Regions from separate parts of the Homo sapiens genome. Here region 2 is linked to region 1. Evidence: chromatin contacts called from ENCODE Hi-C data. All regions are on one chromosome and are shown on one strand. Each heading gives the region's core, a stretch centred on a gene start or an enhancer-like site at or near the end of the contact. The rest is flanking DNA. Distances are from core to core; before and after follow the strand shown. Region 1 holds the start of HSPA13 (heat shock protein family A (Hsp70) member 13). Region 2 overlaps MIR99AHG (mir-99a-let-7c cluster host gene).

Region 1 (4,223 bases), core at 756-3,255:
TGCAAAAAAATGTCCTCTGTAAAGGACCTGACCCGCTGTTGCTGGCTTTGAAGATGGAGAAAGAGGGTCTCTGAGCTAAGATATGTGTATGGCCTCAGAAACTGGAAACAGCTCTCAGGTTACAGCCAGCAAGAAAATGAAGACCTGAACCCTACAACTGCAAGAAAATGAATTCTGCCAATAACTCAAATTAGCAGGAAACTGATTCTCCCCTAGAACATCCAGAAAGGAATGCAGCTTTGCTAATAACTTGCTTTTAGTTAAGTGAGACCCATACCAAATTTCTGATATACCGAACTGTAAAAATAATAGATTTGAGTTGGTTTAAGACACTAAATTTGTGGTAATTTGTTAAGGCAGAAATAGAAAATGAATACAACCTATTTAGTTCAATCTTAATTCTAAAGGCCTTCTACTCTGAGATCACATAATCTTTACCTGCTTCTTGAACAAATCAGGATCTTGTTAGCAAGGAGAAAGGAGTGAGTGGCAGGGAGAATCCCAATGACCAGTGCTTGTCACAGACGGCTAATCTTAATCTGGTTTAAGTCTCTAGTTCTGTCTCTCAGAATTCTACCTCATGCTTTATGATCCACCACTTTCTAATCTATGGAATAGATGATCTCTTGCTTCTGTGCTCTTGGTAATTGAGTTCCGTCTGCCTGGAACACCTCCAGCCCACTGCCCATTACAAGTAATACTTAAGAACTAAGTGCTTGAATTCTTCACTCCTTATAAGAATCTTATTGAACAGCACTCACTATAGACACACACTTTTTATATTTCGCATTATGAAATACTTAAAAATGCGCAAAAGTAGAGAGAACATTACAATGGATCCCTATCAACCAGAATTCAGCTTCCATAATCAAAATTCACATTGATAAGTCAGAAATAACCAGCAATGTATTCCCACAGCAGGCTGACGTGTTGTCAACAGGGATGGTTTGATTTATATCTAAGCTGAGAAAATGGATTCAATTCTCCAGGATCTTAGTTATCGTGAACTCTAACAGCAAAAATGACAAAACCACTCTCAGAGGAGTCATTAAGTGCTACCAGTGACCAAGATGCGAGAAAAATCCTACTTCAGACTAGAACCTGAACAGCATGTCACAAGCGTCCTAAAATGGCTGTCACGTTACAGGACTTGCCCATAAGGTCAATTTTGGCCACTTAAGACTTACTTGAAGAGAGAGCTAAGGGTTTTCTTTTTAATTTCGTTTTTGTTTTTGTTTTTAATGGCCCACGTCAGTGCTAGCAATAGAGAAAATGTGTCCCTGATCCCTTGGATAAATCGAATTGACTGAAGAATGCTTGAATTCATTTATCCCAAAACAAAGGCAGACGGCTGAGGGTCACTGGAGTTTCAGGGCTGCTCCCAGCGTTGGAGCACGGACGCCAGAGCCGACTTCCCTCAGGCCCCGCACTGCGGCAGGGACCCTTCTACGGAGGATGGCTGGGGCTCCGGGAGGCTATAGGAACGCCATCTAGAAGCTAGATCTCAGGCAAACGAACGCGCTTTAAAAGGAATTAAAACGAAAGAACACAAACTCGAATCCTGGACCTGATTAGGGGCACGACCAAAGAAAGAAATAACTAACGGTTCTCACCCTCCCTTTCATTCCCTCCCGCGGAAAGAGAAAGGCTGGAACTCCGCTTCCCAGAATGCAAAGCGCGGGGCGGGGCTAAAGAGATAGCCTGTTTTCCCTCAAGTAGGATCGCGGGACCACAGGTTTGATTATAAACGCCAGTCTCTCGCCACGGCGCTCCTCCCCCTCAGTCTCACTGGTCCTGCCGGCCGTTGCGTGGAAGGGGGACTCAGTCGTCACTGGCAGCGGTTGAATGGAGGCTCTTTGCCCCGCGCCCTCACGGTAGATGAAGTCCTTGCTTTGGTCAGAGCGATAGCTTCTCCGATTGCCTCAGAGCAAGCGGACTACATTTCCCAGGGGGCTGCGGGACTGCCGGGAGGAGTGGGGGCGGTGCCTCACGTCTGGTACAGTCATCACAAGCCTGTTCGGCGGGACTGTGATGGCCAGAGAGATGACGATCTTAGGTGGGTTCCCGGGGGTCCTTGTTGCTCTTGCGGGCGTAGAGGCGATCTGAGGATGCCAGAGTGGGCAGGGGTGGTTGACTCACCTCCTGGATCTAGCTGGAGCAGCGGAAGGGGAGTCAGAAAGGTGACTTAGAGACGGTTTTCGGCTGTTCGGAGTGGATGGGGGCGGGGACGCCTCTAGGAGGGCCCCGGCCCCTGCAGGCCAAGGTAGGATAGACGGCGACCAGCTGTGTCCATCCCAGGGACATCAGGCTTAGGGAGGCGTTCCTTTCAACAGCACCTAGGTTTTTGAATTGCCTGTTGAATTGGGGCAAGCTATGGAAGGCTGCGAGAACGTGCACCTCCAGGACCCCTTTGTGGAGGAAGGGGGAGGAGCTACATCCGGATCTGTCGGCTCAGGGATGCTGAATTTGGAGGCTTTTTCCATCACATCGGGTTTGGAATTACCTATCCCCCACCCACACACACACCCACCCCGCGTCTCCAAGGTGATGAAATGCTTCTGAAATGTTGCCTGTAGCTGGAAGTGGAAAGTGGGATTCGCACTTGGTTTTATTTCTTTGAGTTATGTGTTGATGAGGATGAGCTAACAATTAGTAACACAGAGCCCTGAAAATTCATGTTTTGGGTCATATGTAATATGAGCGGACACAGGTGTATAACACAGCCTCCTGATACCAAATACGAGATTCATTAAAAACTAAAGGGGCATCTTTCTTCGCTTATGTTTACAATCTGCGTGGCATTTGTTCCTACTCTTTTTTCTTTTTTTTTTAAATTAGTATTTGTTGGGCATCTGCTATTCCTGGTCTGGGGGATACAACAGTGAACGAAACTTGTCTTCAAGAAGCTTTCATAGATGTTGCCGTCAGGGTTGCCCACCTTTATGCTTCTTCTCCCCTAAATATTACCACTGCAAGAAGGAAGTCCCTAGTTCATACTTAAATACATAAAAAGTTAACTGTGTTCTGTTTTGAAGTGACAGTTTCATATCTAAGGAACTTTCAAAATCATTTTATCCCATTTATTCATTTCATCCTTTTGAAAGGGAAAAGGAGGTGAGATACGAGGAGAGAATTTTAGACTTATAAAATAATAAAGTTTTTCTTGTGAGAATTTTAATAATGGAGCTTTTAAAAAAAGATAATCGAAGCTTTTTATAAAGCTGTAAAATCTAAATATCAATTGATCAAGAATATTAGATTATATCTGGCTTTTGCTCCAGATAAATGTTGTTTCTTGTCAGCATCTGCACAAATATTATTGAAATATTTTTACATTTTATTACATTTATTAGAGAATGACACAAACATACAGTTATAGGGTTTTTTGTTGTTTGTGTTTACTTCATTTTAAATTTTATTATAACCAGTTTACATTTTGAAAAACTTGCTGTCTGAGAGGAGTGCTATCAGCAGTCCTATAAAAAATTTTGAAATTTGTCTTTTTTAGCCTTGTTTCAACGAGTGATATTAAAGGGACTTTGCTACAGTAATTTAGTACATTGTACTAGTTTGATAAAATACATCTTTTAATTTTCCTTTATTTCAGGATCGGCTGTTTTGACTCTCCTGTTGGCCGGCTATTTGGCACAACAGTATTTACCATTGCCTACTCCTAAAGTGATTGGTATTGATCTTGGCACCACCTATTGTTCTGTTGGGGTGTTTTTTCCTGGCACAGGAAAAGTAAAGGTGATTCCAGATGAAAATGGGCATATCAGCATACCCAGCATGGTGTCTTTTACTGACAATGATGTATATGTGGGATATGAAAGCGTAGAGCTGGCAGATTCAAATCCTCAAAACACAATATATGATGCCAAAAGATTCATAGGCAAGATTTTTACCGCAGAAGAGTTGGAGGCTGAAATTGGCAGATACCCATTTAAGGTAAGTGATTAATCTAAAATCTATATTAATTTTAGTGTACTCTTTTAGTTAATGCTTTGGCTTCATGTCACAAAACATTCTATCTCGTCTAGTTTTATCTATTAATACATGAAAGTTCTGTTATCTCACATAACCAGAAATTCCACAGCAGCTATAGGATCAGTTAATCACTGACTCCATAATGCTAACAGGTACTTAAGGCCTTGCCATTTTCTTGCTGTCCCATCCTCAGCATGTCTTGCTTAGCTCTTTCAAGGTAGCAGGAAGGTTGATGA
Region 2 (4,223 bases), core at 1,207-3,706, 1.8 Mb before region 1:
ACACTTACAAAAGATCACCACCCTCCTCCCCATTTTCACTATTACAGAAACCCAACCTGGGTGGTATATATATTACTATTCATCAAGCCACAAGCATGTTCTCATGCCACTTCTCTCTTCTTTTCCATCTGTCTTAAGTGACATGGATTTAGAGAACCATACCTAAAGGGTCATTCTGAAGAATGCTTTTCATTTTATTAAGATTCTCTGAATTAGGTGAATGGTGTAGGTGGATAGTGTAACAGAGCTTTGATCCACCTGTGGAAACTCATGCAGTCAGCAGTCATCTTTAGAAATGTGCTTTAGATATCAAAAATGATAGTGTTACTTTCACTCAGAATACAAGAAGCAAGTCTATTTGATACTCCAATTACCATTTGTTAATTACATAATCAGTAACATCTAGTTTTGTTTTGGTTTTAATTGCTTTTTCTCCACCTCCAGAATTTGCACGCACAGAATGTTTAAGCACAGGCCTAACTACTTTCCACATCTTTTCACATTCAATGCTTACAACAGTCATACGAAGTAGGCATTACTATCAATATTTGCAAGGGAAAAGGAGGTTTATAATAGATTAAAGACTTTGCTTATGGTAACACATAGATCATAAGTGAGTCAGAATTTGAAACCAAGTTTTCTGATTCCAAAGCCCACGGCTTTGAAAACTCTTGTCAAGATGGCATTGCAATAATATGGTTTGAGCCCCGTGCCTTTGCTTCCAACATGTAACAATAATAGATAAGTTTTAAAAGAGGTGATATAAAAGAAAAGTAATAGTCAAAAACAAGATAAACATACCAGAAATAAACTATAAACACAAAGTGAGGTACACTGCACCAGATGGTGTCTAGAATGAGAAGCAAGCCAATCCTTGTATCTGCAAAGTAACTGGATGCCACATGTGTCCCACAGGGAGTAATAATCAGTGCCAAGCTTACTGATTAAAACCTGAAGGTAAGACAAGAGGAAGCCGAACAACTGACTAACACCTCCCTTTTCCTGGAGCCACGGCTTGCATAGAGCTGCTTTCTTGGGGAGGCCAAAGCAAGCAGCCATAATCTCACAGTCACATCCTGGGACAGACTGCTCTTTGATTTAGTGACTAGGTTTTTGATATCCCCATTAGCAGAGATTATAGACTGGGAAACGAGAGGGTACAGAGCCAACACTAAGACAATAGGAATGGTGCAGAAGGGCTAGCAATGAGAGAGAGAGAGAGAATTTTTAAATCCTTCTCATTCCAGTTAAGCCTGAAAACCAAAATTCTAAGCCATGAGAGAATGATATAAAAAGGCACCAGCAAAATTTTAAAAACAACATTCAGTGAAGTTATTCCAGAAGACATGAAAATAATAGAGCGGTTTCAGAATAACTTCAAAATAAGCATGCTAGGATTTTGGAAGAGACAAGAAATAACATCAATACAATGTGTAACAAAGTAAGTAGAAATAAAACATTTGAAGTGGCGATGAGAATCAATTAAAATTTCCAGAAAAGAAAAACATTGTCAAAAAAATAAATTCTGGAGTGGACATAGTCAAAAAAAGAATTAGTAAATGGGAAGATGTCTCAGTAATTCACCAAAAGTGCAGCACAGATAGATATATAAAATAGTGTGAAAGAGAATTTAAGAAATATGTATATTATGAAACTTTAACATATATCTATTATGGAGTTCCAGAAAAAGAGATTAGAGCTAATGTTAAAAGAAGCAGTGCCAGGCACTGTGGCTCATGCCTGTAATCCCAGCACTTTGAGAGGCCAAGGTAGGCGGATCACAAGGTCATGAGATCAAGACCATCCTGGCTAACATGGTGAAACCCCGTCTCTACTAAAAATAATAATAAAAAAAAATTAGCCGGGCATGGTGGTGGGTGCCTGCAGTCCCAGCTACTTAGGAGGCTGAAGCAGAAGAATCATTTGAACCCGGGAGGGGGAGGTTGCAGTGAGCCGAGATCCCGCCACTGCACTCCAGCCTTGGCAACAGAGCAAGACTCTGTCAAAAAAAAAAAAAAAAAAAAAAAAAGCAATATTTGTGCTTTGTGGGATCAAAATTGTGGAAATAATTTCAGGAAGATCAAAGTGTCTAGAAAGATGAACAAACTCTATGCTCTCTACCCAGTAAGAAGAAGAATAAAACTATACTGCTACTCTCTAGGAAAGTCTTTAAGGACCCATAATTTGTCTGGGATGATAGGATCTAGTCCTATAGATTATTTTCTATATTTTGATGGAATAAATCATCTTTAACATAAATTGTTCAATCCATTTGAAAGAATGCAGCTGATATAATATGTACTCTTAAAGAGAAGGCACGATTTCACTGTATCAGCTGTCAACTGCTACAAGGGTACAGAAGAGCCTGAAATTTAGTGACCAAGAGAACTGAAGAAGTAAATCAAAGAGTGTCATAACCCTGGCACATGTCCAGGCTACTCTCTCATCCCTATGTGAGCTCATAAGTGCACACACACACACACACACACACACACACACACCACCAACCTGGTCTATAGGCAAAGGAGAAGTAATCATCAATATGGTAATAAATACATAAGAAAAGCAACAAACCCACTAGTGATATATTCTGTAACAAGCGCTTGGTGTTACGCTTCACACCATTGGTGAAGCATTTTTTTTTCTTGTTTTATTCAGAACACTTGTCAGAAGACTCTTTCGTTTTATTTCATCTACACATGTCTTCAAAACTAAGTGCATAACTAGGAGGAAAAGACATTGCCTTAAGATGTTAGAGGCCTAAGCACAAGATATGTGTTTATGTTTGTATGTGAATATATGTTTTATATATAGATAAGAGAGATCAGCATATATTAATCTGTGACCATATAGCCACTGTTTCCTAGTAATCAAATACGTAATCTAAACATCTATGGAAGACTAGCTTTACATAAGAAAATATACACCTTCTTAAAATCATGGTATTAAAATTATGTGGTTGACTTCAGTTTTTAAAAGATGCCTCTGTCTCAGCAGCAAATCAATAAGTAAATATACAAAGAAAAGACAGGCGTTACTAGTTTAAGATTAAATGTTAGGAGAACTAAGAAGTAGGTCTTTAGTTTTTCACGATTTATGTACTTTCATTAGAGGGAAGCTCATTCTTTTGTAGCGTCTCTCCAAAGCCTAGTAACTTCCTGCCTTGTGGTTAGACTTTATAACCAAGTAAAATAATAAAGTTCCCTTTAATTTTTGGTCTTTACATTCATTTGGAGGGAATAGGTAAGTGGTAAACATTTTTTAAAACATCTTTATACAAAAAGGATAAACTTTCAAAGGTCTAATCTCTTGGCCTTTTAAAAACCCTCAGCCACACCTTAACTTTACTTGAGATATAGTGAAAGAAAATCCAAAATGATTTATATGTCCTTTCCTGACTATTCATATTAAGATAATAACAAAAGACCTTATTAACAAAACACTTTGGGCAATTATGATAAGACCACAATTTTTTAAAGCTCAAAAGATTCATGCAAATAAAATCTTTGACATTTTCTTTCAAAAAAAATATTTTCACTTTCCTGCAGCACTAATAAACAGCTAGGAACTGTGTATGTGGGCAAGGGAGAATGAATGTAACAGGTGACGAGAGCATAATGAACTTGTTCTCTTAGAAAAGGATTTGTCAGTCACATTTTGCAATTGTTGAAGGAAGCTTGTATCAAATCATAGAAACAGTTCGGAAAATAATTATTCTTTTTATACATAATTTTTGTATAAAGGCAAGCCTATTACTTAGTTCCACAACAGTTGATTTTTCCTTAAATCTTTGCAAAAGAGAGCTAAGTAATGCTTCAAAATTGCCTTATAACTGAAAGCACATTCATTTTTTTCTTAAAAGCTTTCTTCCCTTTGAAGAGTTTTGGAGCTTCTAACTCCAATATATTTTTTCAGTTTCTTAGTTTACTTTAGCAAACAGAATGTATAAGTCTCCAAAAACAAGAGCCTACTCTAGTAAATTTTATTTTTTAAGTGAGTATACAAAATTTGTATTACGCAGCTGCTCTTTAAAAAGTTTAAATGAATGTGACGCACGAAGTAACCACACAGACCTCTATATTTCATCAGATCAACAGGGTGAAAGCACATGTTTCACTTCGTCTCAGTTGGTAACATCTAATGCAGTCACCTTGTTAATAAAATTGCTTTTTTAGCAAAGTCAACAACAGCAATGATATCTTGGCACTTAATAAATTGTAAAA

The links. Hi-C counts contacts between places; a loop is a spot of excess contacts on that map. Pooled maps may share reads with other maps.
Region 2: a map with no recorded cell type shows a loop between it and region 1 (7-fold over the local background). The contact joins the enhancer-like site here to the promoter of HSPA13 in region 1. A Hi-C loop is called at or near these places in 3 of 37 single-sample maps with no recorded cell type and 7 of 50 pooled maps.

The regions. Positions count from the first base shown.
Region 1 is chr21:14,380,928-14,385,150 of GRCh38, reverse strand. HSPA13 (heat shock protein family A (Hsp70) member 13) reads left to right here and starts at 2,005. Exons shown (of 5, transcript NM_006948.5): 1 at 2,005-2,056; 2 at 3,608-3,948. The coding sequence starts at 2,032. LOC105369304 (a long non-coding RNA gene) reads right to left here and starts at 2,385. Exons shown (of 2, transcript XR_007067924.1): 1 at 1-2,385. RefSeq lists enhancers at 1,469-1,598, 1,989-2,298.
Region 2 is chr21:16,195,589-16,199,811 of GRCh38, reverse strand. All of the region lies in intron 3 of MIR99AHG (mir-99a-let-7c cluster host gene), which reads right to left. Among named protein-coding and RNA genes, the nearest start is that of SNORD74B, 87 kb to the left of the region's middle. Within about 2 kb of position 2,456, at least 8 of the 41 ENCODE cell types and tissues checked have a DNase peak (open chromatin) inside an H3K27ac peak, as active enhancers do.